Linked DNA regions of Homo sapiens: region 2 is linked to region 1. The links are chromatin loops, found by intact Hi-C in ENCODE. Cell type or tissue: CD14-positive monocyte. All regions are shown on one strand. Each heading gives the region's core, and the rest is flanking DNA. Links, peaks and the distances in the headings are about the cores only. Region 1 has its middle 9.2 kb from the start of LILRB5. Region 2 has its middle 5.7 kb from the start of LILRA5.

Region 1 (11,315 bases), core at 2,147-10,146:
ACAGAGCGAGACTCTGTCTCAAAAAAAAAAAAAAAAGAATGCTGAAAATATACCCTAATATCTTTAATATCTTCTGACTTTTAGGGTTATGCTGAAAGGTTCACTGTTAGCCTGATGAGGTACGTCTTTTGGATGACTGGCCTATTCTCTCTAGCTGCCATGAATAATTTTCTTTCACGTTGATCTTGGAGAAGTTGATGAGTATGTTGTTTGTGGATGGTTTTGTTGTATAGTATCTCACTGGGGTGTTCTGAGTTTCCTAAATGTGAATGTTGGCTCTCTAGTGCGGTTGGGGAAATTTTTATTGATAATATTCTCAAATATGTTTCTCAAGTTGCTTGCTTCCTTTCTTACTCAGGGATGCCAATGGGTCATAGGTTTTGTCTCTTTCCATAATCCCATAATTCTCAGAGGTTTTGTTCATTCTTTTAAATTCTATTTTTTTTATTTTTGTCTGACTGCGTTGATTCACAGAAGCAGTCTTTTTTAATTTTGTTTTTATTTTTGTTTTCTGAGATGGAGTTTCGCTCTTGTTGCCCAGGCTGGAGTGCAATGGCACAATCTTGACTCACTGCAACCTCCACCTCATGGGTTCAAGCAATTCTCCTGCCTCAGCCTCCCTAGTAACTGGGATTACAGGCATGCACCACCACGTCCGGCAAATTTTGTATTTTTAGTAGAGATGGGGTTTCACCATGTTGGTCAGGTTGGTCTCGAACTCCTGACCTCAGTTGATCCGCCCGCCTCAGCTTCCCGAAGTGCTGGGATTACAGGCGTGAGTCACCACGCCTGGCCATAGAAGCAGTCTTTGAGCTCTGAGATTTTCTTCTCACCTTGGTCTATTTTGCCGTTACTACTTTTTATTATATTATGCAATTTTTGTAATGAGTTTTTCAGCTCTATAAAATCAGTTTCTTTCTTTCTTAAAATGTCTATTTCATCTTCCACCTCTGGTGTCATTTTACTGGGTTCCTTATATCCCTTGGATTGGGTTTCAACTTTCTTCTGAACCTCAGTGATCTTAGTTTGGCATCCAGATTCTGAATTCTATGTCTGCCATTTTAGCCATTTCATTAAAAATCACAGGATGGCCACGTAATAAATGAAAGTAGCACTGCACCTCTATCACCCCATCCTTCAGTCAGGATCAGCTTGGAATAAAGAGGGACTTCTCCTTGCTGGAAAAAGCTGAGAAAAAGACCTAGCAGCTTCCATCAACACTTTGGACACCTGTAGATCTCACCATTGGAGATTCCCTTTCACAGACACTAAGCACAGCTGACGGAGCTACCCAGATTCCACACAGCTGCACTCACCCAGGAGAAAAGACTGACACTGTGCCCCACTGTCCACGGCCATCACGGCTCTGGCACTATGCCATTGTGGAATGGGATCTACTTCTGGATCTCTGGGGGACACGTAGCCGCAGCATCCTTTCACTGCTGAGGGATTGTCACTGCTGAGCCAGCCTTGCCTGGTGGCCTGCCATCCCCAGGCTGAGCTGTTGCTCTACACTACCCTGTCGTGCCAAGCTGCCTAGAGCCACTCGATCCACCTTTCCCAGTGGCAGATGCATCCTGACCCTCAGGGACCGAGCTGAAGTGGAAACGGTGCCTTGGGTGTTCACAAGAGTGATGGCCTGTGCCTGCGCTAGTGTGACACGCTGTGTATTAGGGTTCTCTAGAGGGACACAACTAATGGCGTATATATGTGTGTGTGTGTGTGTGTAAAATCGTATCTGGTGTATATATATGTGTGTATATATACACATGTCAAAAATATATATGTATATGTGTGTGTATATATGTGTGTGTATATATGTGTGTGTATATGTGTGTGTATATGTGTGTGTATATATGTGTGTGCATATATGTTTGTGTGTATATATATGTGTGTGTATATGTGTGTGTATATATGTGTGTGTATATATGTTTGTGTGTATATATATGTGTGTGTATATATATGTTTGTTTATATATATGTGTGTATATATATGTGTGTATATATATAAAATCATATCTGGGGTATATATATGTGTGTATATATACACATATCAAAAAATATATATGTATATATGTGTGTATATATATGTGTATGTATATATGTGTGTGTATATATGTGTGTATATATATGTGTGTGTATATATGTTTGTGTGTATATATATGTGTATGTATATATGTGTATGTATATATGTGTGTGTATATATGTGTGTGTATATATATGTGTGTGTATATATATGTTTGTGTGTATATATGTGTGTATATATATGTTTCTGTGTATATATATGTGTGTATATATATGTTTGTGTGTATATATATATAATCGTATCTGGTGTATATATATGTACACATATCAAAAAATATATGTGTGTGTACATATATGTGTGTATATATATGTGTGTGTATATATATGTGTGTACATATATGTTTGTGTGTATATATGTGTGTGTATATGTGTGTATATATATACCCTACATATATATACCATACATATATATGTATATACACCATATCTATATGGGTGTTTATTAAGTATTAACACACTATTATACAAAAATTAGCCTGGTGTGTGTGTGTGTGTATACATATATATATATAAAATCATATATGTGTGTATATATATGCATGTGTGTATATATATGTGTGTGTATATATATGTGTGTATATATACACATACATATATATGTATATACACCATATATATATGTGTGTGTGTATATATATATATATACGAGTGTTTATTAAGTATTAACTCACACTATTATACAAAAATTAGCCCAGTGTGGTGGTGCACGCCTGTAGTCCCAGCTACTCAGGAGGCTGAGGCAGGAGAATCAGTTGAACCCGGCAGACGGAGGTTGCAGTGAGCCGAGATTGCGCCACTGCACTCCAGCCTGGTGACGGAGTGAGACTCCATCTCAAAAATTGGACTCTAGCCTGGGCAACAAGAGCAAAACTCTGCCTGTCTCAAAAAAAAAAAAAAAAAAAAAAAAGACATGATCCAGGCAACATCGATGGGGCATCACCAGGGTCTGTCCTGTCTGTTGCAGTCCACACTTTGCCCTGCTCATAGCCCCATGAACTTCATGTTCATGTCTTTTCACACTATAACTTCTTCCAGGTCTTTGCTGGACACATTAAAAAAATATATATATATATAAAATGCTTCATGAAATTTGTTAATATCCTTGTGCAGCTGCCATGCTGATCTTCTCTGTATCATTCCGATTTTGGTATATGTGCTGCCAAAGCAACAACACACTGGACACATTTATCTACAAATGAGGCAAACAAAGCATATGGGTGTGAATGGGGAGAAGTACAGTGTTCTCTGTTGTAATTGACCCCGAGGTCATCCTTTATATTTACCAGCTTTGCTGTCTATCACCCTCTCTAGGTTCTGCTTACCTTCTGCCAGAGTTCGCATGAGAAACTCTACTTGTCTCAACTATCGGCCCAATGAAATAAACATAAATTTCAACCTTGAGGCATCTGAGCACCTGATTATTGTGCCTGTTTCAGGCTTTCTTGTGGGAGTTGCCCATTGTGTTAGTTTCTTGGAGGCTGATATAACAAATTATCACAAAGTATTGAATAAAAAGAAGATAAACTTATTCTCTCAGAGTTCTGCAGGCCAGAAATAAAAAATCAAAATGTTCATATAATTTCTTCTTTCTAGAGGCTCTGAAGAAGAAACTTCTGTGCTTTTTCCTTCTTTCTTTCTTTCTTTTTTTTTTTTTTAGATGGAATCTCGCTCTGTCTCCCAGGCTGGACTGCAGTAGCGCGATCTCGGCTCACTGCAAGCTCCGCCTCCCGGGTTCATGCCATTCTCCTGCCTCAGCCTCCCCAGTAGCTGGGACTACAGGTGCCCGCCACCACACCCGGATAATTTTTTTGTATTTTTAGTAGAGACGGGGTTTCACCATGTTAGCCAGGATGGTCTCGATCTCCTGACCTCATGATCTGCCCGCCTCGGCCTCCCAAAGTGCTGGGATTACAGGCATGAGCCACCACGCCCGGCCACTTTTGTGCCTTTTTCTTAGACTTTGGTCCTTGCTGGCATTTCTTGGCATTCCTTGGTTTACAGACTTCTCATTCTAATCTCTGCCTCCATCTTCACATGGCATCCTATTCTTCTCTGTGTGTCTTCTTCATGTCTTATAAAGATGTGAGCAATATTGGATTTAGATCCTGCCCGAAGCCAGCATGACCACATCTTAACTAATTATACCTGCAAAGATCCTATTTCCAAATAAGTTCATATTCACAGCTACGGGAGGTTAGGATGTCAACATACCTTTTTGGAGACACAGTGCAAACCCCAACCCCAGTCATGGTTACCTCCAGCTATGGAGAATTCATCACTGCCACAGTGAATTATCTAAGCTGCCCAACCACCCTCTCTTCACCAAATCCTCCTCCTCATCGTTAAAGAAAATTACCCAGGCCAGTATGATATCTTTCTCCTTACCTGCTGATGTACTGTAATGAGGAAACCCAAGGAAAACCAGCTACATCATCATTTTAGGTACAGAGTAATTTTTGTGTTGTTCCCTGGTAGTGGTTTCTTACCAGGCAGATCTTCTAACCCAGGGTCACCTAAAAGTGCAGTCACAGGATGTGCACATCTCCCAAGTGTGTCATCTGTAAAGTTAGTGATAGATGCTGTTCATTAAACTCTCACTTTACTCCCAAGCCCATGCATTCTACCTGTCAAAAGACATACCATGATTTATTGTTTTATTTATTTTTTATTATTTTTTATTTTTTTGACGGAGTTTTGCCCTTGTTGCCCAGGCTGGAGTGCAATGGTGCAATCTTGGCTCACTGCAACCTCCGCCTCCCGGGTTCAGGCGATTCTCCTGCCTCAGCCTCCCAAGTAGCTGGGATTACAGGCGAGCAGCACCACGCCTGGCTAATTTTTGTATTTTTAATAGAGATGGCGTTTCACCATGTTGATCGGGCTGGTCTCGAACTCCTGAACTCAGGTGATCCACCTGCCCTGGCCTCCCAAAATGCTGGGATTACAGGCGTGAGCCACCGCACCTGGTCCATTTATTGTCTTTATAGCTATATCTGTATGTATATCATCTACAGCTTTCTGTATGCTTATTTACAGCTACTGTAACAGAACCCCCAAACTGCAGAGTCTCATTCACAAACTGTTCAATACATCCAATTTCAAGAGGCCATTTCAATGTTCTTTCAGTCCCAGTAAAACCAAACCACTGCATAGTACATATCTCAGGTCATTCCCAGAATATCACGTGGCCATGTTCTCATTCCCTCCACGGATTTTGTGGGCATCTGGATTCCCATTCTGAGAATAAGTCATGGGTTATTTCGTTTAAACAAGTCAGACATTCTGAGTGCTCACAGACCCCTGCGAGGAGCTCCGTCAAACCCATTTTCAGCACAAGCATCCTTCAGACTAAGGAAGGTTTGCTGCCCCCTCGTGGGTGGAATGTGTTCCATGGCATCAAGTTACTACCAGGCATCACATCCAGACCTCTCTGCTGGTCACAGGTGAGACTTTCAGCTACAGTGGTGGCTACGTGGTCCTTGGTGAGAGGGAGTCACTGGTGTTGGGTTCATGCATGTCCTCCTTTCTTGCTCCATGGCTATCCCATTCACGGGCCCCTCCTGCTTGCATTGGGCCTGCTGACCCCACAGCTGGATGGATTCCACTGCATCAATTCTGTACTCCACCTGGTGCCTCCCCCAGCTGTGGACTGCTCTTGCTTGCTTCTCAGGGATAGGCTCATGGTAGGGAGTATAAATTTCTCCTGTCCTCACCCAGCCTCAGTCTTGGACAATTTCTATATGAGTGGGCCTTGAGGGTGGAGCTTGCTCAGTGTTTGTGTCCTTCTTCCCCTTGGCAGCTGGATTGTACTTGGTAGCTTTGGTTGACTTGGGCAGGAATTTCCTGTCCCTTCCCTGACATTTGTATATCTGGGATTATGGTTTCAGGAATTTTCTGCAGTACTCCTAGGGATAGAGGGACTTTTAAATCTACCTTCTTATATCCACAATGGGTTTTTACCTGGGGCCTGAGATTGGCTGGTTTTTCTGAACCTCTCTCAATGACTTCAGTCTTTTTCTACACATGGGAGAAGTATCTGGGCAGGGGGTGAGATTTCAGGCCACACACTGTGGAAGGTAATCATGTCTGATCACAAATTTTGGGTCTCCACCTTACTTCCAATCTATGTTGTGAATGCCCAGTTGAGACCCACGGAAAAGAGCTCATGGGTGAGTGTGAAGTGCTTCTCTGTCTTAAGTTCCCAGAGATCCTTGCCTCTTGGAGGCCAGCAAACACTAACTCTTGAGGAATTCATGACAATATCATCTGATTCCTCCTTCCCAGCTTGTATGGCAGTCTCCCACCCTCATGTGTTCTGCCTTTGTAGAGCCTGTCATGGCATCCTACTCCTCCTTGGAATTCAGGTTACTCAGTTGCTCCCAGAGCTCGGATTTCTGATGGTCTCAGGTGAAATCTACATTATGGAGTTGATCTGAGTTTTACTCATGGTTAGGATTGCAGAGAAGCTCTTTTTTTGGAGTGGGGGAGGGAGGGGGAGGGATGGAGTTTCGCTTTTGTTGCCCAGGCTGGAGTGCAATGGCGTGTTCTTGGCTCACTACAACCTCTGCCTCCTGGGTTCAAGTGATTCTCCTGCCTCAGCCTCCCCAGTAGCTGGGATTACGGGCATGTGCCACCATGCCCAGCTTTTTTTTTGTATTTTTAGTAGAGAGAGGGTTTCACTATGTTTTCCAGGCTCGTCTCAAACTCCTGACCTCAGGCAATCCACCCACCTCAGCCTCCCAAAATGCTGGGATTACAGGTGTGAGCCACCGCACCCAGCTAGTGAAACTCTTTCCAGCTCCCCAAACCCTGGGCAGAAGCCGGGATATGAATTATTTATTTACTTACTGAGTTATGTGACATAACTCACACCATATGAAATGCACCATTTTTTAGTGTACAAATAAATGGATTTTAGTGTCTTCACTATGCTGTGCAATCACCATCCCTACCTCATCCCACAGCATTTCCATCACCTCAGAAAGAACCCCCAAGTAGTCAGTCCTAGTTCTTCCCTTCCCTCAGCCTTAAGAAATCACTAGTCTACTCTCAGTTTCTATGGCTTTGTCTATTCTGGATATTTCATGTGCATAAAATCACACCAAATACACGTCCTTTTGTAGCTGTTGATGGAAAAGAAGTGGTTACCATGAAGGAACTGAAGTTTTCCAAAGACAAAATTATAATGTGGCCTGACAGAAGAAGTACAGAAATTGATAACAAAAACAAATCCATCACAACTTATCATGAATCTGGTCATGCCATTATTGCATATTACACAAAAGATGAAATGTCTATCAACAAAGCTACAATCATGCCACAGGGGCCAACATTTGGACCTGTGTCCCCATTACCTGGTGATGACAGATGGAATGAAACCAGAGCCCAGCTGCTTGCACAAATGGACATTAGTATGGGAGCAAGAGTGGCAGAGGAGCTTATATTTGGAATTGACCATATTACAACAGGTGCTTCCAGTGATTTTGCTAATGCCACTAAAATGGCAAAGCAGATGGTTATCAAATTTGGAATTAGCGAAAAGCTTGGAGTTATGACCTACAGTGACACAGGGAAACTAAGTCCAGAAACTCAATCTGCTATTGAACATGAAATAAGAACCATTCTAAGGGACTCATATAAATGAGCAAAACTTATTCAAAATTCAAATAATTGTATGACATGGTTATAACAAAACACCTTCCTACCCCATCCATAGTATTTATTTAGATGAACAAATTTTCTCAGTCCTGTATCTATACAAATGAAAACTAGATATAGTATTGACGTTTAGCTCTGTTTCAGTCTAGGAATAAGTAATATTTACCAGTGGACTTGTGAACAATTAATAACCATAATCAAGAAGTATTTTTAAAACATTTAGCATCTTAAATTTATATAGTAGAGATGGATAGGGTGATCCATGAAAGATGTTTAATTATATAATTATTACATTTCGCTAAAAACTTGTTGGTGATGTTGAATGGAAAATCAAGTCAAAAATAAAGAAGAATGATGCAAACCTTAAAAAAAATGAGCAAAACTTATCTTGAAAAGTCATGCAGAGGAGCATAAGAATCTAGCAGAAGCTTTATTGACCTATGAGACTTTAGGTGCCAAAGAGATTCAAATTGTTCTTCAGGGGAAAAAGTTGGAAGTGAGATGAGAACTCTCTTGATGTGGATGCTTTGCTGGTTTTATTGCAAGAATATAAGTAGCATTGCAGTAGTCTCCTTTTGCAATGCTTTCTCCTCATTATTGACGTTGTGTAATTTAAGGGTGTGAAACATTTTGTCAATATTTTGTCACGTTTACCCAATTTTGGTTATTCTCATTATGACACCCATTGCAAATCAGCATCCCATGGCAAATATATTTTTAAAACTAAAGAACTATCAGGATTAAAGACAGCTCATTTGGGAAATGTCAATTAGTTATGAAGTTGAAAGTAACTAATGATTTTATGGTTGGTTACTCTACTAGAGGTGAATAAAACTTCAGCCTTTAGCCTTCTATATACATCAGTGGAAACTTAATTAAGATGCATTAATTATGTTCCAGATTGACCATCAATAAAATGTTTTTAAATCTAAATGTAGAGAATTGTAAGCATACAGTTGCAACCCGAATTTAAATGATTATAACCTTTTGGCATGGTGTGATGGCTCACGCCTCTAATCCCAGCACTTTGGGAGGCTGAGGCGAGTGGAAGGCTTGAGTCTAGGAGTTCGAGACCAGCCTGGCCTACACGGCGAAACCCTGTCTCTACTAAAATTAAAAAAAATAGCCTCCTGTGGTGGTGCACAACTGTAATCCCAGCTACTCAGAAGGCTGAGGCACAAAAATTTGCTTGAACTGGTTGCAGTGAGCCAAGATCTCACAACTCCACTCTAGCCTGGGCGACAGAGTGAAACTTTGTCTCAGTAAATAAATAAATAAATAAATAATTGTAACCTTTTAAAAATAAAAAAACCCAAACAAATATATGTCCTTTTTTTGTCATTATTCATGATAGCTAAATAGTGAAAACAACCCAAATGTCCATCAATTGGTGAATGCATAAACCAAATGTGATATAGGCATAGAATGGAATATTCTTCAACAGTAGAAAGGAACAAAGACCAATTACATGCTCTAGCGTGCAGAGACCACGAAAACATTTTGCTATGTGCAATTGGATTTTTGCCATTTTGTTGTTGTTTTTAATGTAGTACATTTATTTTAATTTATTATTTTTTTAAAAAAAATTCAATAGCTTTTGGGGAACAGGTGGTGTTTGGTTACGTGGATAAGCTCTTTAGTGGTGATTTTTGAGATTTTGGTGCATTCATCACCCGAGCAGTGTACACTGCACCCAATGTGTAGTCTTTTATCGCTCATCCCCCTCCCATTGTTCCCTGTGAGTCCCCAGATTCCATTATATCCTTCTTATGCCTTTGCATCCTCATAGTTTAGCTCCCACTTATGAGACCATATGATGTTTGGTTTTCCATTTCTGAATTACTTCACTTGGAATAATGGTCTCCAACTGCATCTAGGTTGCTGCGAATGCCATTATTTTGTCCCTTTTTGTGGCTGAGTAGTATTCCGTGCTGTGTGTGTGTATATACACACATACACATACATGTTTTTCATATGTTTGTGGACCGTTCGTATATCTTCTTTTGAGAGTTGTCACAAAGGGAATTGGATTTGGAGGGAACAATTTTATGGCCATTTTTCAGTATAATCATCGGGTGAAGACAGTGTCTGTTCGGCCAGTGTCGCTTTAATCCATTACCTGTAGCCAGGAAGGGAGACGTTTATCGCAGAGATAGGCACCAACCTGGAATGCTTTCCTCAAAGGCGATTAACTGTAGTGTGAACCCGAAATTTCACCGCAGTTTGGTCCTGATTTGGCACAAGATATGCTTTATCCACTGATGTGAAATGTCCAGGTGTTTTTTTGTACGGTTTTGTTGCTGAAAGACACAATACCCTCTAATCTAAGGCATCCTCTCCAAATCCCACTGAACAATACCCTCTAATCTAAGGCATCCTCTCCAAATCCCACTGAGGCACAGGAGTGACACTAGAGAGGGGGTCACGGAGCTTCCTGAGAGAGATTCGCCTCCTGAACCCTGGGCAGATCCTCCCCACCTTGGGATCTCTGTGAACCTCTGGGGTCTTCTATTCAATCAGGACCAAGTTGTGAGGTGGGATTCCTTCCAGGCTACAGTCTCCCCTCTCCCTCTTTCAATTTTATCAAGACAGATCAGAGGTTTGTGGGAGGGAGTCATGGCGTCTCCTCCACAGCCCCCAGCTGTGCAGATGGATGAGGCCACCGTTCCTGGATGGAGTAAATCTACTGGGAACCTGGGTTCTCCATCACGAGGTTGTCCCGTCATCAGCCCCAAAAGAAGGGGAACTGCCCTCTCCGGGAGCTTGACTTTCATTTCCCCAAGGCTGGGACTGGGGCAGGCACCAGGCTGTCTTCAGATACTTCATACAGAAATGGTATCTCCCTGACCCTTTTCTGCGATTTGCCTCATCTGTCCTCATCTCATCAAGGGTCAGGACGTAGGAGCCGATAGACCCAGCACCTTTCTGAGTCTGTCCTGTCCAAGTGAGGGTGAGTGGGGGCTTGTTCTTCTTCTCAGAGCCTCCCTGTGGGGTCCTCTTCCCTCCTTCAGCCTGTCCATCAACACAGCATTGCGGGATCCTTACCATGGCATCCAGCCCTGGAGATGCTTCAGGAAAGTTGCAGGTCCATGCTGCAGGACAGGCTCAGATCAGCAGAGACGCATCTCACATCGGGCTGTGAAATTCAAGTTGAGCTGCAATTGGCAATGAGAAGAAAAAAGGAGAAATAAAGAAATGCTGACTCTTCTTTTGTCTTTGGAGTATGGGTTTTATTTCTTCCAGTTTCCTTCTTAGACTTCCCTTCTTTTTTTTCTTCCTATTTTTTTTAATAGTGTTCAGGTCCCCCTCCCTTAAAAGTAACCTCTGAGTCATTCCTGCCTCCTTGGCGTCCCTCCCACCCCCAGCCCCGCTTCCTTGGGCATTCCCCTGCATCTCAGTCTGCCTTCAAGGTTTTGGGAACAAGTACTTGTCTTGAGCTCTGATTTGGGGGTGGGATAGGGAGTTAATTTTTTCTGAATTGCTCACCTTCATCCCTGCGTGCATGACCTTGGGCAGTAAGTCCCATCTCTGAGCCTCGGTTTCCTCATTTGGAGCCTGTTGTCATGAACCCCCCTC
Region 2 (11,315 bases), core at 1,187-9,186, 51 kb after region 1:
AAATCATGACCCTTTAGTGGCCCTGGAGTGTTTTCTTTCTAACCAATAGTACTCTCTTTCTTGTACTTCCCTTAATTTTTTTTTTTTTTTTTTTTTTTTGCAACAGCGTCCACCTCCACCCCACCTCCAGTAACAAACCTCTGAATCTTTTCTGCCTCCACTGTGCCTTCTGTTTCTTTGGGCTTCCCTCTATACCTCAATCCATGTTCAACATTTTCGGAGTAATTACTTAGGCTTTGTTTTAAAATTTTCATTCTTATGTATCTATTTATTTTTTAATTTTTGTGGGTACATTACTTAGGTTTGGGCTCTGGTTTGCTGAGTGGGGAGTTGATTTCTTTCTTTCTTTCTTTCTTTCCTTTTTTTTTTTTTTGAGACCGAGTCTCGCTCTGTCGCCCAGGCTGGAGTGCAATGGCGCTATCTCGGCTCACTGCAAGCTCCACCTCCCGGGTTCATACCATTCTCCTGCCTCAGCCTCCCGAGTAGCTGGGACTACAGGCGTCCGCCACCACGCCCGGCTAATTTTTTTGTATTTTTATTAGAGACAGGGTTTCACCATGTTAGCCAGGATGGTCTCGATCTCCTGACCTCATGATCCGCCTACCTCGGCCTCCCAAAGTGCTGGGATTACAGGCGTGAGCCACTGCGCCCGGCTGGTGGGGAGTTGATTTCTATGTAATTCCCGATTATTATCTACGGCTTGTGTGATCTTGGGCAGTACTGTCTCATCTCTGAGCCTCAGTTTCCCTGTGTGGAGCCTGTTGTCATGAACCTCACTCATCACAGCGGATGTGGGGGTCAGCCGTGCTTGGGTCATGGGAGAGGCTCAATCACGGTTAATGTCTAGACTAGATTAAGACATGAGGGGTTGGGACATGAGAGGATTCTGGTTTCAGTCTCTATGATTATGTCACAGAGGTGCAGAAAAAGCATTTGATAAAATCCTGCATCCCTTCATGATAAAAATTCCCAACAAACAAGGTACAGAGGGACATACCTCAAAATACTAAAGGCGATAGGTGACGAAATCCCAGCCAATATCGCAAACAGGGAAAAATAGAAAGCATTCCCCCTAAGAACTGGAGCATGACAAAGATGTGCACTGTCACCACTCTTCAACGTAGTACTGGAGGTCCTTGCCAGAGCAATCAGGCAAGACAAAGAAATAAAACACATCTAAATTGGAAAAAAAAAAAGTGAAATTATTTCTGTTCGCTGATGATATTATCTTATACCTCAAAAACCCTAAAGACTCAGCCAAAACACTCTTAGATTTGATAAAGAAATGCAGTAAAGTTTCAGGATATAGAATCAAAGTACAGAAATCAGTAGCATTTCTGTACTCCAATAATGACGAAGCTGAGAACCAAGTCAAGGAGGCAATCCCATGGACAGTGGGTGCACAAAAATAAAACACCTGGGAATATATTTAACCAAGGAGGTGAAAGATTTCTACAAGGAAAACTTCAAACCAGTGATGAAAGAAATTGTAGAAGACACAAACAGATGGAAAAACATCCCATTCTCATAAATCAGAATAATTACTATGATTAAAATGACCACATTGCCCAAAGCAATCTACAGATTTAATGCAGTCCTTACAAAAATACCTTCATTTTTCACAGACTTAGAAAAAGAAACCTTAAAAGTTATATTGAGCCAAAAAAAGAGCCCAAACAGCCATAGCAATCCTAAGCAAAAAGAGCAAAGCTAGAGACATCACATTAACTGACTCAAAGTTTACAAGGCTATAGTAACCAAAAGAGCATGACACTGGTATAAAAATAGACATATAGGCCAGTTGCAGTGGCTCACGCCTCTAATCCCAGCACTTTGGGAGGCTGAGGCAGGTGGATTACGAGGTCAGGAGTTCAAGACCAGCTTGGCCAACATGGTGAAACCCCGTCTCTGCTAAAAATACAAAAGAATTAGCCAGGTGTGGTGATGGGTGATCTCAAATTAACAACCTAACATCACAACTAAAAGAACTAGAGAATAATCCGCCCGGCGCGGTGGCTCACGCCTGTAATTCCAGCACTTTGGGAGGCTGAGGCGGGTGGATCACAAGGTCAGGAGATCGAGACCATCCTGGCTAACATGGTGAAACCCTGTCTCTACTGAAAACACAAAAAATTAGCCAGGCGTGGTGGCGGGCACCTGTAGTCCCAGCTACTCGGGAGGCTGAGGCAGGAGAATGGCGTGAACCCGGGAGGTGGAGCTTGCAGTGAGCCGAGATCACGCCACTGCACTCCAGCCTGGGAGACAGCAATTGGAATGCAATTTAGAAATAAAGTGAAATTTCAACTTTTGTGTGAGTTATGTACATTTTATTAGTAAATTAGAGGGGATCAATTGAAAATAATTGGAATTAAGAAATTCTGTAGTAAGTTGGTATAAAATAAAGTAAATGAACTCAAACCAATTACTGTATCATGTATACCTAGCTTTTATTTATAAGGAATCAAAGACCTCATTTACAGATTATTCAAGTGATTGAATAATTGTTTAAATTGAAATAAATATATAAAATTCTTATAAATAAAATTTCAAGACACTTCTTAAGTTCATCAATAAACCTCAATTTTAAAAGTTTAGGATAGGAAAACTTAACATAAATAAGAAACTATTTTCTAAAGCAAATATATAAATGAAATCATGTCCCAAATTAAAATGATAAGTTTATATATTCATGTATTGCTTTAAATGTTTCAGAAGAACAGAGAGTAACAATAGACAAGTGTGCACAGAAAAGGCAGGGTAGAAATGAATGACACACAAGCCGCGCTGTGAATAACTCCCTAACTCATCCAGGGAGCAGGTGCGTGGCCCCTCCTTACTCTCAGGGGTTCCCTGAGCACAGAGGCCTTCAGGTGAGCACAGGAGGGGCGGTGTGAGGTGCACCCACAAGTGGGGTGCTTCTCTCTAAAGGAGCAGGTCTGGGGCGGACCCCAGCCTCATCCCAGTCAGATCCCACCGAGGCCCGAGCAGCCTCCTGTCCTGTCATAAGAGGACCCAGGGACCCCGCATGTGTGGGTGAGGGGCTTCATCCTCAGGGGCTCTTGGAAATGAGAAATAAGAGCTCCCAAGGGAGCGTCCATCTGTCCTCTCTCCAACTTGCTTGCCTCTCTTCCTCCTCCATCAGCCCCAGCGTCTTCCCCATGTCTGAGTCTGGCTGGACCCCAAATCCTCCTGATCCAGCCTGCTCTCCTTCCTCTGCTCATCACATATCCTGCAGGACAGGGTAGGGGCCTGGGAGTCATGCACAGCTGTGCTGGGTGTTGCTTTTAGTAGAAAATCTGAAACAGTGTGTGATGTGTGAGAGAGGGGAGATTCTAAACAGTGGGGTTTTTACAAATCTTTGCTTTCTCCTAATACTGTGGCTTCATCTCACGAATCTCAGACCCCAACATTGATGGATACAATTACAATTACATGTACCTGCAGCTGCCTCTCCTGGCTTTCTAACCCTTGCAACACACAGTTATTGGTAGGAGCTGACCAGGCCAAGGGAGGGCTGGGGGACGGCAGCAGGTCTAGGATGAGCCGCAACCCAGATGCCCCAGAAGGTCAGAAATGAAAGGGCTTTGGGGGTCACTTCCAGGCAGCTCCTTCTTATTCGGATGGGAAAGGCCAGGGCGGAAGGGGAAAAGGCTTTCTCAGAAGTTCTGAGGTAGGATGTGGGACTTTGGAGGCGGGGACTCAGACACCACACCAGATTGAGAACTAGCTAAAACAGGGCAGAGGGTGGAAGCAGCTCTTCTTAAGACACGCCCACCAGTGTGGCATCCCGGTTTACCGTTGCCATGGCAACCCCCGGAAGGTACCGCCCTTTTCCACGGCAAAGACCCACTGACCGGAAGTTACCGCCCTTTTTCTAGGAATTTCTGCATACCTGACCTTTAATTTGCATATAATTAAAAGCAGGTACAAGAGTGGCTGCAGGTGTGTTTCTGAGCTGCTATTCTGGGCACACCGCCTGTGGGGCAGCCCTGCCACCCTAGGAGCAGTACCTCTGCTGCTGCTGTGCTCGGCCACTTGACTAGAGGTTGCCGTAACCCTTAAGGGGTTGTGTAACACCAGCTCACCCTTAAATTCCTTTTTTTTTTGTTTTTGAGATAGAGTTTTACTCTGTCACCCAGGTTGAAGTGCAATGGCGCCATCTCGGCTCGCTGCAATCTCTGCCTCCGGAGTTCAAGCGATTCTCCTGCCTCGGTTCCGAAGTAGCTGGAATTACAGGCACCAGCCACCACACCCTGCTAATTTTTGTAGTCTTTAGTAGAGACGGGGTTTCACCGTGTTGGCCAGGTTGGTCTCAGACTCCTGACCTCAAATGATCTGCCCGCCTCAGCCTTCCAAGGTGCTGGGATGACAGGTGTGGACCACCGCGACCGGCCTAAATTCTTTCTTAGGCAAAGCCAAGAACTCTTCTGGGCTATGCCCCGATTTGGGAGCTCCCCTTCCCCGCATCATCTAGTTACCAGGAAGGGATGACGGAGACAGCGAGTGAGAGGCAGAGAGACTTTCCGCAGAGGCAGGGACAATTAGGAGAGAGGCGAGATGGCTAGACAGCAGAGATGGTGACAGTGATCAGCGGAGGGGTGGCAATGGGTGAAAGACACGGAGAGGTGGCACTGGGCTAGACAGCGAGAGGTTGCTGAGACAGTCGGAGAGACAGCGGGGCGGGGCAGTCTGTGATCAGGGCTCCAAGAGCGGTCACACAGGCTGTAACAGTAAACAGCTGCTAATACTGCAGAGCTGTCACACTAACCAAAGGCTTTGCTTTTGGCGCCTTCATCTTTCCTTGGATAGTGGTGGAGCTCAGCGATGGGCAAGCAGGTGAGACCCCCGCTCCAACCGACAGGCCCATGGGTTACCAGTCCCCGCACCGGACCCCTGGGTGACAGCTGAGCCCACCCAAGCTGGGGGATCCTGCAGAGACCTTCACCTGGGCCCCATGTGGAAGATTTTTGATGTTATTTAGGCTTTTGGGGATGGGGGAGTGTCCCCTCTGCCTCCCCCGTAATATCTGGTGAGCCGTATGGGTAATGCGAGCACTAGACACCTAAACCCCACCAGAACGCAATGCATCCATGTAAGGAACCTGCGCGTGTAGCGCCTGAATCTAAAAAAATAGAGTAACATTAAAAACAACAACAACAATAAAGCCGTGTGAGGTGGCTCACGCCTGTAATCTCAGAACTTTGGGAGGCCGAAGCGGGTGGATCACCTGAGGTCAGGAGTTTGAGACCAGCCTGGCCAACATGGTGAAACACCGTCTCTACTGAAAATACAAAAACTTAGCTGGGCATGGTGGTGGGTGCCTGTAATCCCAGCTACTCATGAATTATCATGAAGAGAAAATGGGCCAGGTGCGGTGACTCACGCCTGTAATCCTAGCACTTTGTGAGGCCAAGGCGGACAGATCACCTGCGGTCAGGAGTTCGAGACAAGCCTGGCCAACATGGTGAAACCCCATCTCTATTAAAAATTAAAAATTAGCCGGGCATGATGGTGGGCACCTGTAATCCCAGCTACTGGGGAGTCTGAGGCAGGAGAATCACTTGAACCCAGGAGGTGAAGGTTGCAGTGAGCCGAGATGGTGCCACTGCATTCCAGCCTAGGCGACAGAGAGAAGCTTCGTCTCAAAAAAAAAAAAAAGAGAAAAAATGGTCCACAATAAAATAACAGGCGGTTATTGTACCTGAATTTATCAGTAAAAAATTGAATTTTTTCTTTTATTGCCTAGAGTCCACCTTCTATCAATGTCACAAGCATGACACTCAGAACAGAGAGGAAAAGATTATATTTGAAGTCCTAATATAAATTTAATTTACCATATTGAAGTATAAGTATTTTAGAGTTGCTTCATGAATTTTTTGCTAAAATCTAAAAAGAAAACCCACAAAAAACCCTAAATGTAATGACGTTAATGCAGTTCCTGACAGTGACTTTTAGCCCTTCTGCAAACTTTTGTTTCGTTGCCTTCCTGACCGTATGACGCAATGAAATTTCGATTTGCTTTAATTTCTGCTTCCTCTTTCCCTATGTTTCAGTTCTGAAGGTATGAGCTTCTCTCATCTTTTTCTTTTCTTTTACTTTGAGATGGAGTCTCGCTCTGTCACCCAGGCTGGAGTGCAACAGCCTGACCTCAGCTCACTGCAACCTCTGCTACCCATGTTCAAGTGATTCTCCTGTCTCAGTCTCCCAAGTAGCTGGATGACAGGCATGAGCCACCACGCCCAGTTAATTTTTGTATTTTTAGTAGAGACAGGATTTCACCCTGTTGGTCAGGCTGGTCTCGAATTCCTCACCTCAGGTGATCCACCTGCTTTGGCCTCCCAAAGTGCTGGGATTACAGGTGTGAGCCACCGTGCCCGGCCAGGATATTTTTTTCTTTAGAGCACTTACTTCACTTTCTTTGAGTGAAGTTGGATGGGTTACAGCCGTTGTGGTGTTACAAAGAATAATTCTGAGAGAAATATTGTTATTTGTTGGTAAAATAAAAGTGTCTTAAGTTAAAAGTTTCCTTTGAGACCCAATAAAGAAATTAGTATTACTACATAATGCATTTATTTACAAGTCTTTTTTTGCATGTCCATTGTAAATTTAATATTTTAATTTACAATGAGTTTACAAATAATTTTTACAAATAAATGTTACAAATAAAAATAATTTACAATGAGTAAATGAGTTGGAATTTATTTACATGCTTATGGCTGCCTTTGATTAAACTTCTTCCAAAAATAAACTCTGTCCAGATGTTGGGTTTTATTATACTTAATTTCATTTTAATGTTATTTCATGTGAGATTACTTGAATACAAGCTGTTGCATAATTGCTCCCAAGTGGAGTCTTTGCTGTGCACTTGCATACCCCAGAGTGGGAGGTTTGGGGATTCTGAATGGCCAGGGCAGCGTGTGGGTGTACCTTCACAGGCCTGATGTGTGAGCCTTCAAACACCGGGGTGGAGGAAGTGATTAAATAGAGGATGCAATGGTCTGGAGGCAATTTATAGCCCAGAGACCATACCTGGGGCATTTCTCTTCCTTATCTAGCACACAAAGTAGAACCGTGACACTCGGGCGTCACTGACAATGAACACAAAGGGGCTGAATGTCGGGAATCCTGCAGACGCCAGGAAAGAGGTACTTCTCAGCCATTGGCTTGGATTCTGAATCTGGGTTACGCACAATGACAAAATATCAGCTAGAGCATGAGAGGAGACAAACATGCTCACCAGGATGAGGATGGTGTGTGTGGTTGTGGTTTCATGAGATGTTCTGCGGGAGAGGTTGCGGCTGCGAACATGTTGGACTCTCTGCTTGTATCTATGCAGGACGAGGACCATGGAGCTGCTGGTGCAGATCATGAGGGAGACACATATACGGGAGACACATATACCATCTGTGCAGCAGTAAATGACTGCAACTATTACATACAGCGATCTTCCTGGATAGGGTGAGGAGCAGTATCTATACATTTTTTCCATACTCATGTTTTTGCTCTTTATTGGGTCAGTTATTTACTTTGCAGTATAAATATTTACAACAAGATTCAAGATCCAACAGAGGAAACAGCAGAAAACTATAAACTTTGGGGATCTAATTCAGAGTTCCATCTTCCCAGAGATACTGGGGTGAAGCTTCATGGCCTGGAAGCCACTGAAGAGGCAGGTGGTGCTGAGGGAAACCCCTCTGGCCACTCTGTGTAGGTAGAAGACAAGTTTACATCCAGCCTCATCCAGGAAAGGTTTCAATCCAAAAGCCGCCACTGTCTGAGGGATCCCTTTAGAGAAAAGAACCGGGTTGTTGGCTAAGACCAGCTGGCTGAGAATCAGGTCTCTGGGTCTCACTATTTGTGTGGGGACAAAAGTAAAGCTATAAAAGTAAAGGAGTAGAGAATTTCCAAGGATTCCAGCAGCGGTCTGAATGAGAAAGGTAATACTCCAATTTAAGTTAACAGAAACCATCTCCATTTAGAGGAGATGTTGGAGTTTGATTCTATTTTCATCAGAGGAATCTGTAGACTGAAAAATACAATTGAGTGTTTTCACTGTACCCGGTTTCATGCGCTTCCGTGTGAAGAGACCACTAAACAGGCTTTGTGTGAGCAGTAAAGCTTTTAATCACCTGGGTGCAGGTGGGCTGAGTCCAAAAAGAGAGTCATCGAAGGGAGATAGGGGTGGGGCCATTTTATAGGATTTGGGTAGGTAAAGGAAAAAGAGGGGTTGTTCTCTGGTGGGCAGGTGTGGGGGTCACAAGGTGCTCCGTAGAGGAGCTTTTGAGCCAGGATGAGCCAGGAGAAGGAATTTCACAAGATAATGTCATCAGTTAAGGCAGGAACAAGCCATTTTCACTTCTTTTGTGGTGGAATGTCATCAGTTAAGGCAGGAACCAGCCATCTGGATGTGTATGTGCAGGTCACAGGGGATATGATGGCTTAGCTTGGGCTCAGAGGCCTGACACCCAGAAAATGCCTTTTTCTCACGAAACTCATTATTCCAGGTGAATACAAACATTAAGAACAAACTTGTACAATTACAAAGCTATTTATTCCAAAATTATGATTTGTAAAACTACAATGACTTGAACCCACTTAATTTCAATCAAAGAAAGACTCAATAAATTCCTGGGCCTCCCCACAGTGGAGTCCTGGGCAGCTGTGGGTGAGATGAATGAGTTATCTTGAAGGCTGACCTTCCAAGACGTGTAGTTGTGTAGTTGGGGTGGCAGGGAGAAAAGAAAAAGAAAGATTCAGGACGTTATCAACAGTTAACTTTATTTTACTCAGAACCAGAGAAAAATGGTATAGTGTTATGTCATTGTGTGTGTATTTTGTAATCTATTTTTTAAAATGAAAGATTAATCAATACCTTTAAAAGTGGGTAGTTGAGAGAGAGAGAGAAAACAGTGCAGAGGAGACAGAATAAAGCTAGACTGACATCATTGTGTCTTGTTTCTTGTTTTGGTATAGAAATATAAACATACCTTTGGGAGGCTGAGGTGGGCGAATCGCAAGATCAGGAGTTCAAGACCAGCCTGGCCAACATGGTGAAACCCCACCTCTACTGAAAATAAAAAGATTAGCTGGGCATGGTGGCACACTCCTGTCATCCCAGCTACTCGGGAGGCTCTGACAGGAGAATTGCTTGAACCTGGGAGGTGGAGATTGCAGTGAGCTGAGACTGTGCCACTGCATTTGTAGGGACCAGCCCCACAGGGTCGGTGGGTCTCTCCCTGTGTGTGGTGACGATAGAGTGTAGAAATAAAGACACAAGACAAAGAGATAAAAGAAAAGGCAGCTGCGCCCGGGGGACCACTACCACCAATGCGCGGAGACCGGTAGTGGCCCCGAATGTTGGGCTGCGCTGTTATTTATTGGATACAAGGCAGAAGGGGCAGGGTAAAGAGTGTGAGTCACCTCCAATGATAGGTAAGGTCACGTGGGTCACGTGTCCACTGGACAGGGGGCCCTTCCCTGCCTGGCAGCCGAGGCAGAGAGGGAGAGGAGACAGAGAGAAAGACAGCTTACGCCATTATTTCTGCATATCAGGGACTATTAGTACTTTCACTAATTTACTACTGCTATCTAGAAGGCAGAGCCAGGTGTACAGGATGGAACATGAAGGCGGACTAGGAGCGTGACCACCGAAGCACAGCATCACAGGGAGACGGTTAGGCCTCCGGATAACTGCGGGCGAGCCTGACTGATGTCAGGCCCTCCACAAGAGGTGGAGGAGCAGAGTCTTCTCTAAACTCCCCCGGGGAAAGGGAGACTCCCTTCCCCAGTCTGCTAAGTAGCGGGTGTTGTTCCTTGCCACTTACGCTACCGCTAGACCACGGTCCGCTTGGCAACGGACGTCTTCCCAGACGCTGGCGTCACCGCTAGACCAAGGAGCCCTCTGGTGGCCCTGTCCGGGCATGACAGAGGGCTCGCACTCTTGTCTTCTGGTCACTTCTCACTGTGTCCCCTCAGCTCCTATCTCTGTATGGCCTGGCTTTTCCTAGGTTATGATTACAGAGGGAGGATTATTATAATATTGGGATAAAGGGTAACTGCTACAAACAAATGATTAATGATATTCATATATAATCATAACTAAGATCTATATCTGGTATAACTATTCTTGTTTTATATTTTATTATACTGGAACAGCTCGTGTCCTCTGTCTCTTGCCTCGGCACCTGGGTGGCTTGCCACCCACAGCATTCTAGCCTGGGCGACGAGCAAGACTCCGTTTAAAAATATATATATATACATATATAAACATATTCCTGAATGTCTATACTATAAAATATTTTTAAATATAACTTATAAATCTAAAGATAATACCTTAAAAAAGGAAATAGAATTGAGTTCCTATCAAATTAGGGCATTACTAAACAAGGAAGAATTATTTGTACTAGAATGTAAGCAAAATTACTTGACCATATATTTTATAATGCATATATTATTTATCATATTATATAATAAATGTATACTTTTAAATCAAATTATATATTATGTAGTGACATATAGTTAATATTATTATATAATTTTGACTATATATAGTAAAACATAAGTGAATACACCCTCAAAAATGTTTAATTCTTAAAATATGTATGGTCAAAAATTCTAAATTTCATCCTAGAGAAATAGCTGACTCCACATTCGGAGAGAAAATACAGGAGATGAAGTCAGAACTTCTTATCATGCAAGAAAGCAAAGACATCACCACATACCATCAGATTCATGTTACCTGAACATAAAGTCTATCATGAAAAGTTCCCAATGGCAAAATGTGGAATATTTATAGAATCAAATAATATAGGTAGTGTATTAAAACTAATGAATATGTTCAAAGCCTATCAGTTTACTACTGTTAAAAACAAAATTAAAAAACAAAAAACCCCTCAAATATGAGGAATGGGAAAAGAACAAAATCTCCACATCAAAAACGTGGAAATGAAGGCAAGAAGCAAGATCTCTTTTGTTTATCTGAAGTGTTACACAGGAAACATTCTTTTCTGTAGAATGTTTCTACATAATAATAAGTATAGTAATAGCTATAGTAATGTTTTTGCCTAAGAATAGCTGTAGAGTTTTTGCATAATAATAGTTAACCCTGCAAAGCTTGGATAACCTGTGCGTTGAGTATACAAGCAATAAACATCAATGGCTGCCAAAACCCTTAGGCTGAAGGTTGATAGTGAATATAATAACGAGTGGATCCTGCTGATAGTACAGCCATCAGTACAGAATTGCAAGGTGGAGAATGCAAGACACAAGCAAATGAGCCATTGTGTCTCACTTCTGACATTTTCTAAGCATCTTTT

Evidence for each region. Peaks named below come from ENCODE experiments on the same cell type or tissue, not always from the same donor. Only the 100,000 strongest peaks of a DNase experiment are listed, where the experiment ranks them.
Region 2: a loop joins it to region 1, with 1.8 times the contacts of the local background. A loop is called at or near these places in 3 of 110 quality-filtered maps.

The regions. Positions count from the first base shown.
Region 1 is chr19:54,260,802-54,272,116 of GRCh38, forward strand. It overlaps the pseudogene RNU6-1307P and the pseudogene LOC100420187. Among named protein-coding and RNA genes, the nearest start is that of LILRB5, 9.2 kb to the left of the region's middle. RefSeq lists a silencer at 5,314-5,608. In CD14-positive monocyte, for the core only: CTCF peaks have their summits at 5,456 (motif pointing left) and 5,655; DNase peaks (open chromatin) are centred at 5,450 and 8,360; H3K4me3 peaks cover 1,274 bases; H3K27ac peaks cover 1,588 bases.
Region 2 is chr19:54,313,183-54,324,497 of GRCh38, forward strand. It overlaps the pseudogene VN1R104P. Among named protein-coding and RNA genes, the nearest start is that of LILRA5, 5.7 kb to the left of the region's middle. In CD14-positive monocyte, for the core only: no CTCF peak of the experiment used is centred there; DNase peaks (open chromatin) are centred at 3,769, 4,079 and 5,979; H3K4me3 peaks cover 3,620 bases; H3K27ac peaks cover 3,900 bases.